Linked DNA regions of Mus musculus: region 2 is linked to region 1. Evidence: chromatin contacts called from ENCODE Hi-C data. All regions are on one chromosome and are shown on one strand. Each heading gives the region's core, a stretch centred on a gene start or an enhancer-like site at or near the end of the contact. The rest is flanking DNA. Distances are from core to core; before and after follow the strand shown. Region 1 holds the start of Fbxl17 (F-box and leucine-rich repeat protein 17). Region 2 holds the start of Zbtb14 (zinc finger and BTB domain containing 14).

Region 1 (4,436 bases), core at 916-3,415:
CTGAACCAATGGTTTGCAAGTTTTCCGGAGCAAGCAAACAACTTCCCCCATTCAGGAAGACCTTTCCTCAACTCCCTGAGAGAGGATTCAAGTCCTCGGGACAGTACACTCAAAAGATGTCTACAGAGGAACACACTGACCAAGGCCTGCCATTCACTCGGTCAGTGTCTGGTCGTGGTAAATGCTTACTATAAGTTATTGCCACTAGACTAGCATCCATCAAACTTTTAAACTTTCCAAACACCAGTATGCAAAGTGGTTGCCCACTGTATACAACTTGCTCAAGAAATGCGTGTATATTCCACAGAATCTAGTATAGTATCTATATTGGGGGGTTTGCCAATGCAATGCATGAACCCCGAGTTGTAGGACCTAAGCTACTTCGAGGCATTCAGCAGCCTCCAAGTTTTCCTACTTCAACACCAGGCTGAAAGCTCAGGCCCCACTGGCTTCCCAGTCTCCCCTTCCGGCGTCCCCCGGCTGTCAGGGAACCCCCCCCCCTCCTCTGCACACAGGGGGAGGAGAGAGAAAGCCTCGGAGGCGGGGGAGCCGGGTTAGGGGGGCGGGGGGGGGGGAGTGAGCATCCCTGCGCCTCCTCGCCCAGACCCACCTTAAGCAGGATGGACGGCGGCAGTTGGTTGATGTCTGGGATCTCGGGGGGCGGCTCCCTGTGACAGTCGCAGGGGTTTTCGGGGGGCTCCTGACAGTCCGCGTCGCCGCTCTCGGGCTGCTGCTGGGCAGACGAGGGGGCGGTGCCCCCGGCTCGGACTGTGTCCCCGGCGGCGGCCACGATGGGGGCACACTCTGAGGCGGGAGAGGCGGGCGCGGGGCAGAGCGGCGGCGGGGGCTGCTCCGGGGCCTGGCAGCAGCCGGCATCGGGCGGCCGCGGCGGCGAGGCACCTCCTCCCGCGGGCCCTCCCCCGCCGCCGCCGCCCCCGCCGCAGCCCCCGCAGCCGCAACGGGGCTGCTTGCAGGGGGTGCAGGCGGGGACCCCGGCCCCTTTCCGCTTGCAAACCATCTCGAGGGCCGTGGCGGGCTCGGCCTGCGGCGGCGGCGCCGGCGGTGCCCGGAAGAGCTGCACGGCGGCCAGCGGTCCCAGGAAGCGCACGGGCCCCACGCCGGCCAGGAAGAGGCTCCGGCCCTGCTGCTCCCAGGCGGCGGCGGCGGCCAGCCCCAGCTCCTTGCAGCAGGACGCGGGCGACGAGGCAGCGGCGGCGGCGGCGGCGGCCGAGGACAGCAGGAAGCGGCGTGCGGCGGCGGCGCAGTCCTCGGCGGCCAGGGCCGCGTAGCGCCGCGCCAAGTGCTGCGAGGAGACGGCGGCGTAGGCCCCGTCCCGCGGCGGCGGCGGCGGTGGCGAGAGCGGCGGCTCCTCCTCTAGGCCGGCGGAGGCGGGCGCGCCGGGGCTGTGCACGATGAAGCAGAGCATGCAGGGCCCGCGGAAGAAGCAGTCCCGGCTCCGGGGCGCCGCGGGCTGCGGGGACGCCTTGGCCAGAGCCCGGCGGGGCAGTCTGAGGAGAGGGCGCCGGCGGCGACACCAGCTGCAGCAGCGAGGCCTCTTCTGGCTCGGGCGGTTACGCGGCTCCTTCGAGAGAAGGTGGCCCATATAGAAGGCCCCGAGGAGGGCGACCGGGACGGGGCGGGAGAGGGAGGCCCGAGGGGCGGGCTCCGGCGGCGGGGCAGGCCGCTGGCTGGGTCGCCCGCGCCGCGCACCCGGCACACGCGACGGCGGGGGTGGGCGTCAGCTGCGGGCCGCCCGGGTGCCCGACGCGGGCTACATGCTTTGCCCCCCGGGGAGCCGGGAGGAGGACGGGCGCGAGCTGTGGGGACGCGAGGGAGGGAAGCGAGTCTGCCGGCCAGGCCAGCCGGTTCAGTCAGTCAGCGCCGCGGCGGGGGCAGCGCGGGCCCGACTCGGACCATTTTAACTGCGGCTGGGCCGGCGGCGCGCGAGCCCGCGACACGGCCCGTCGCCGCGGGAGCGCGCCGCCCGCTCCGGGAGGGGGCGGAGCCGCCCGCGGGGGCGCGCGGGTCTCACCCAGGGGCGGGAGCGCCGCCGGGGGAGAAGCGGGGACCTCGGGGCTGCGCGCTGACGGGGCCGCGCACTCCCTCCGGCTGCACACGGAGGTGGCCTGGACGCCTCCGGGCTCACGCCCCTCTCCCGAAGCGGATGGAGACGCTTCCGAGCCAGCTGGGTGACATCCGTTTCCACGGCCGCGCTGACGTCTGGAGGTGTAAGTTCAAGAGCTGCCATTGGCCAGGCTCAGCTTGGCTCTTCCCCTTCACTTCCCACCCCACCATCGCCCTGACTCGGAAACTGAGGCCAATTGAGAACGGAAGAACCAGTTCCACCTGAGAGGCCTGAGCCCTTGGGTGATGGGTGACAGTCCAGTAAGGATCCGTTAGCTAGGTGACTACACTGATTCTACTCCTGTGTCTAGGCACCTGTTGCATACTGCTGCCTTTGCACACAATTGCGGGCTGAAAACATGTATCACGCTGAAAACAGGTATACACGCTGGAAAAAACACTCCAACATTCCAGGCTCCAAGCTCAATGTTACTGTTGTTTGACACCTTGAAATCCAGTCTGTCCACTCTGTGAATATTAGTGTGGTGCCCTTAGGACAGACTTTGGTGGCTAAGGTGGGGAACTAAAACATGCAAGTTGATCAGACTTCAGAAGTCTTAAGTTACAGTGATGACACAGGTTCTCGGATGGGGAGAGGTCAGCTTTCACAGGGGAGAAGGTAGGGAAAGTTAGTTGTCTTAGTCTCTTCTGCTGCTATAACAATGCTACATACAACAGTAAACTATGAAGAAGTTTATCTCGCTCTGGAGGCTTTGGAAAGTAGAATAACATGCAGTGTCAGCTAAGTGGCAGGGTAAAAGCGCCGGAAACTGTCTATCATTTTTTATCGGGAACCTACTCTTGTGGTAACAATTTGTTCCTGGAGGGCGGAACTCTAGTGTCCTCATCACCTCTTAAAGGACCCCCTTAGGAATGTTGCATGCATACTGTTAACAGTAGCAAATTTCAGGGTAAGTTTTGGAGGGAACTTTGAAACCATGCTAAGAGTCCAAAGCAGTGGATCAGGCAGTGGAGAGGACTTTAGAAAAAGTGTCAGTGGGGGGAGTGGCAGAAAAGAAACAAAGGCTGCGAAGAAATGAGGTGATTTGTTTCTGGCAGTTTCTACTCTTCATTAAAAGAAGCCCCACCCCTCCCTGCTGAAGAATATACTCCCTGGGTATATTCAAAAGCTACCGGGGAGAGAGTTGAGGATATCAGAATTTCAAAAACCAATGGGAAAAAGATTTGTCCAGATATTCACATATTTGTTACTCTCAAATGTGCTGTCTGAACTCCTTCACCTACGGATATCCCCCACATGCCCATGGTTCTTCTGCCTGTAATCGAGGAAAGGGTCTTCCAGGCTCTCAGAGCTCCATTCGTGAATCGTCAAGTTATGGCCATCTCGGCTTGGCTCTTTTCTAGAGCAAATGAAGCTAAAATTGTGCAGAAAGTACAGCCCTGTCAGTTTCTTGTAAGTCAAGCATTCGTCTACCCTTTGGCACATAAAGACCCACATCTTGTGTTCACCAAGAGAAATAAAGTCCTGTCTGCAAAAAGACTTGTATGGAAACGCAAATGTACTGATGAGAGCAAAACTCTCAAGGAGCCCAGATGTCTGTCAGTGGGAGAATGAGGAAGCTGGAATATTCAGTGCACCACTACTCTTGAATTAAAAATAAAATAGAATATGAATGGATCTCATAAATGTGTGTTGAATCAGACTGTGGAGTTAGAAACGAGAATGCCTTCCTGATTTTAGCAAGTCCTTTATAGAGAGCCTGGCACCATGCATACCCATCAGGGGCACATATGCACTCGAACTGCAACTTAACGTTTCTAAAGATGAGGTAGGCAGACTCTGAGACTTTTAAGTTTCTGAAGTTCACGGTAGCTATTATAATCCTTAGCCAGTCAGAAGTGAACAAGTTGCCCTTGGTCTTGTTGAATTCTGCCTGAGAAGTGACATTTGTGTTGGATAGTTAGAAAGGTGTGTGTCTGTTCTGACTGCTTGCTTCCTTCACCCACATAGATCTTCTTGAGAAAACAAAACAGAATTCCTCAGACTTAAACATTTACACTTAACTCTTTCTTCACCACACCACAGCTCCCCATCTAGGGTTCCACATCTCTAATACCAGCCCTCAGGTGGCTGAGGCAAGAACATTGTCACCAATTCAAGGCATGCCTGGGCTACAGTCACTCTTTAAAACAGGAGTGGGGAGAGGGGACAGTAAATCACTATTATTGTCATTGTGGTTTTAATGACAAATGTCTCCTGTAAACTCAAACATTTACTACTTGGACCCCAGCTGGTGCTGCTGCTTGGGTAGATCTAGGAGCAGTAACCTTGATGGGAGAGCTGTGGAGCA
Region 2 (4,353 bases), core at 1,638-4,137, 5.9 Mb after region 1:
GCAGGTGGTGACACTGAAGATTACTGGAAGCTGGCCGTGTTCCCACACCGTGAACTTAAGCCATTGCTCTATCACCTCAGGACATAACCTCACGACAGATGGGTATTACTAGTGCCCCGTAAGCAAAACACAGACAGGACTAAAGTGTAAACACAGAGCTGTACGAAGGAACCCGAATAACGCAAACAGGCGGAGTGTCAGGTATGAGGACCACTTCCTGCCATGATGCTAGAATCCAACACCAACAGTAGCATATCAGGGGATTAATATTTGCACTAAAAGCTTAACTGGGTGTTGGTCAGTCTTTATGACTGCCTTGATTTCTTTGTCTCCATTCCAGAAAAGAGAGTGGGGCTTAAAAGGCTGGAGAGATGACCCACAGTTAAGCACTTGCTCCTCTTCCAGGGGACCAGAGGGCCAACACCCATCTCAGGTGGCTCATGATGGTCAGGGGATCCAGGGCCTCTGGCTTCTAGGAGCATACGCATCATATGCGCTACCCCCATATACTCACCTGTGTGCGCGCGCACACACACACACACGCATAATAAAATCGTTTTAAAAAAGTAACACTAGACCAGGTTTATTCTATCTCAAGTCTTTCACCAAACCCTACTAACACAAAGGCTATTGTGTGCACCAAAAGACACGAGTAGGAGCTAAAACTTTGGCTCGGTAGTTCACAGCCCTTACTGCTCTTTCAGGGGACCCAGGTCTAGTTCCAAGAACTCATATGGTGATTAACAATCATCCTGCTCCAGTCTCAGGGGATCTGAACCCCCTTCTGACTGGCCTCCGCTGCCACCAGGCACACACGTGGTGCACACACATTCATGCAGGCAAAGCATTCATACACAGAAAATAAAAATTTGAAGGCGTGTATTTAAACACCGTGGGGGACATTAAACCAGTACTGGTTAATATTTTAGCTGAGGCTGAATATGGTGTCCTTTAGAAAATTGAGGCGACCATAGTTTTCCTTCATGTTTACTTAGGCATCCGGTACAGGCATTCTTTTACATCTTCCCAGAAGTCCATGGTCCTGCCCTAATTGCAGATGTTATTCACGTGATTTAACATAAGACTGTTGAAAGTGTGACAAAGCAGCAGAAGTGAAGTGACATTTAGGAGCACAATAGCTCAATCCAGCTGCCAGTATTGCAGGTTGAACAGAAATTTTGGGGCTAAAGGGACTTTCCAGGTCGTGGGCCTGAGGGCAGGTAAAGAGGATCAGGAAGTGCCTCACAGAGAACACAAGGTTTCAGCAGCAGCGGAGCTATAACTTACATGGATGTCCTGACATTACCAGGCTATCAGATCTCTCCATGGGAGCATCAAGTGCAACCTAGTTCTGGAAACATGATGGCTAGAGAGGGATGTACCTGGGTAAACGTAAAGGCACCAATTAGTCTGGTAGATCTAGAGCTTTGGGATTGAGCAGTTTGTCCAGGGTGACCGGAATTTCCCCTTATACTCCAAATCAAAAATGGCACTTCATTTGCTCTGCAAATGCCTGCTCCCCATAAACAATGCCTCAGTGGCACGAACCAAGCCATGAGCCTGGATATTCGGTCGAGACGGTACAGGGGAGACAGACGGTGCACCGGGACACCTGCCCAAAAGCCAGGCCGAGCTCAGCGCCCGAACCGTGCGCGCCCAGGGGCAGACATGGCCCACGCACATGCACACGCACACGCACGGGAGCGCAGGCTCCCCGCGTTCCCGACGCAGTGCCGAGGCCGGGCGCCGGCGGGAGCCCTGGAGTCGGGAGCTCCAGGAGGGGGCGGGTGCTCGAGAAAGGAGCTCGTGCATTCGCTCCCCTGGCCGGCAGAAGCCCCGCCCCGACCCCGCCCACCCCCTTCTCCCGCGCGCGGGCTCCGCGCGCCCCTTGCCGCGCGCGTGCGCGCGCGTGCGCAGGCCAGGGCTCTCCGCGGGCGGCCCCGTAGACCCAGGGAAAGCAACCACCCGTCAGGTCCCAGATTAACCCTTTCCTCGCTCGCTCACGAGGGAGGCCCCAGCCAGTTCCGTGCCTGCGCAAGCGGCGGCGCGCCTTCTCTCCCCCCCACTACCCCGGAGCCCGCACCGCGCATGCACGGGGAGGGGGGTGGTGGGGGTGTTCGCGGCGGGTTGGCTAGTGTGTGCTCGTGCAGGAGGAGGGCTGCCACCACCAGGGACGTGCACGATTCCCCCCCTACCCCACCCCCTCCCCAAACTCAGAAAAAAAAAAATTAAAAAAAAATCCAAAACACTGCCACCCACCGTGCCCCCGCGTCCATCCCGTCCCTGGCTTGCGCGCTGCCGAGCGAGGGAGCCCACAGCGACAGCGAGCGTCTGTAGCGGTGCCAAGCTGCAGGTAAGCGCGGGCCGGGTGCTGGAAGGGCCGGGGACGGGCGCGGGGACGCGGGGGCAGCCGGCGGCGGGCGCGGCCGGGGCGGCTGCGAGGAGGCGCGTTCCCGCCGAGCTCCGGGGCAGCAGCCAGCTGCAGGATGTGGCGGCGCAGCGCGGTGCGAGCGGGATCGGGGCGTGGGCCGCGGTTGGGCGTGGGGGGCCGGGCGTCCCCGGTGGCTGCGCAGGCCAGCGAGCGGGTGGGGAAGAGGCCAGGCGGCGGCCCCGCGCGCGCGCTCTCTCTCCGCGGCCGAGTTCATGGCCGCCTGGCTCTCCGCGCCGCAGTGCACCGCGGTGGGGGTGGGGACGGCCGAGCCGGGCCCGAGCGCGGCCCGCGGGGCGCCGCCCCTCGCAGCTGTGGTTTCCCCCGGAGCCGACGGGACCCCCCGCGCACGCTCCCCCGCCTGCGTCCGCCGAGCTCCGGGGAGCCGGCCGCGCGCCGCCCCCGCCCTTGGCCGCGGGAGGGCGCGGGAGGACCAGACGCGCAGGCCGCGGAGTGCGCGGGGCGCGAGCTCGGGGCTCGCGGGCGGAGCAGGGCGCGGCGCGGCGCGGGGCTGCGGAACCGGCCGCATGCCCGCTCCCGAGCTCGTCGCGCCGCCGGGGCTGCTGCGGGCCAAGGAAGAGAGCCTCGCGCCCGCGCCGCGACCTGGAGAAGTGGAGGATGGTGGAAGGGAAGGTGGCCCGTCGCTGGCGGGCACAGCTCAGGGGAGCTTTTGTTTAGGAGAGAATGCTGAGGGCTCGCTGCATCCGGCGGCTCATTGGCTGCGAAATGCGAATGTGGGCTCCCCACGCGCGGACTGCGCCCCATGTCTTTCGCGGGGCCCCGGATTCCCCACTCCCAAGTTGTGCGGTCGCAACAGGGAAGTGGTGTGGCCGCCATTGTCGCAGCTGCTCCGGAATAAGGAGGCGGCTGCGGCTGCTTATGTAAGTTTGCTTTGGGAAAGCCTGGCTCTGTGCTCGGTGAGGACGCCTTAACGCTCCCGCGATTTGGGGAGCTGCTAGCAAGGAGCTGCTTTATAGTATTATAGGTGTTGGGCTATGTCTTGTCCTACACCTACTTACACACATACTGGCAATGGTTATCTTCAGGTTTGACTCATTTGAACTTAGCAATGGGAACATCTCTATAGGGGGAAAAAAAAACCGAGCCGATTGCCCTGTGACCTCCTTTGAAAAAGAATTACACACTCACCAGAATCGAGAAGGCGTACGCACGCTGATATGTTGCCATAGCTACCATAGGGCCACTCTTCTCCCAAGTCCATGACCTCAGAAGTGCCACGGAGGGAATTTCTGCAGGGAATGCCTTCCCTTAGGCTGACTGCCGGCCCAGGGTGCATCTAGAACCCAGGAAGGCTGAGGTGAAGACTGGAGGGAGCATCCTTAGAAACTATCTTACCAGCCCTCACTCCGTGCACATGGGAAAGCCTGCTAACTCAGAGCCCTGTGATTCCTATAGTATGAACTTGTTATGGGTTCTCAGGATGTCGACCCTTTGGTGGAATCTCGGACAAAGTCATTGTGTAGGACTGTATTGTAACACGGCCACCTGCTTCTACTGCACTTGTGGGATTGGTGGTCAGTAGAGGAAATTTTTGTTCTTCAAAGCCTGTTGGGCTGCAGGATGTGGAGTTCTTTGGGTGAGAGTTAAGAACGAAAGAAAATTCTTTGAACCTGCATCCGGGGATGGAGGGAGAAAAATGTAAGATTTCTCCATGGCAGTCTTGGAGACAAGTTTGTAATTGTGTAGTAGACAAAGTGGCATGCTTATTTCTCCACTCTTTAGCTGTTGGGTATGTGTGTTCCTGCAGCCGTCCGATATTCAAACATGCATCTAGATGTCTATAGTTCTTAAAGGAAAATGTGCACCCAACAGGAAGTGGTGTGGATAAAGAACATATATGTGCTGATGTTTTCAAGAATATATACCACGGACTACTCCGGGTCTAGTCCTTACATAGAACCAGA

What was found. Hi-C counts contacts between places; a loop is a spot of excess contacts on that map.
Region 2: a map of heart shows a loop between it and region 1 (6-fold over the local background). The contact joins the promoter of Zbtb14 here to the promoter of Fbxl17 in region 1. A Hi-C loop is called at or near these places in 5 of 37 maps with a recorded cell type or tissue (T-helper 17 cell, T-helper 2 cell, gastrocnemius and 2 more).

Annotation. Positions count from the first base shown.
Region 1 is chr17:63,498,415-63,502,850 of GRCm38, forward strand. Fbxl17 (F-box and leucine-rich repeat protein 17) reads right to left here and starts at 2,166. Exons shown (of 9, transcript NM_015794.1): 1 at 611-2,166. The coding sequence starts at 1,603.
Region 2 is chr17:69,380,917-69,385,269 of GRCm38, forward strand. It overlaps Zbtb14 (zinc finger and BTB domain containing 14), which reads left to right and starts at 2,888. Exons shown (of 3, transcript NM_009547.3): 1 at 2,888-3,309. Gm49894 reads right to left here and starts at 3,265. Exons shown (of 3, transcript XM_030250167.1): 1 at 3,184-3,265; 2 at 2,260-3,095; 3 at 1-1,382. The coding sequence starts at 3,265. The coding sequence ends at 1,335.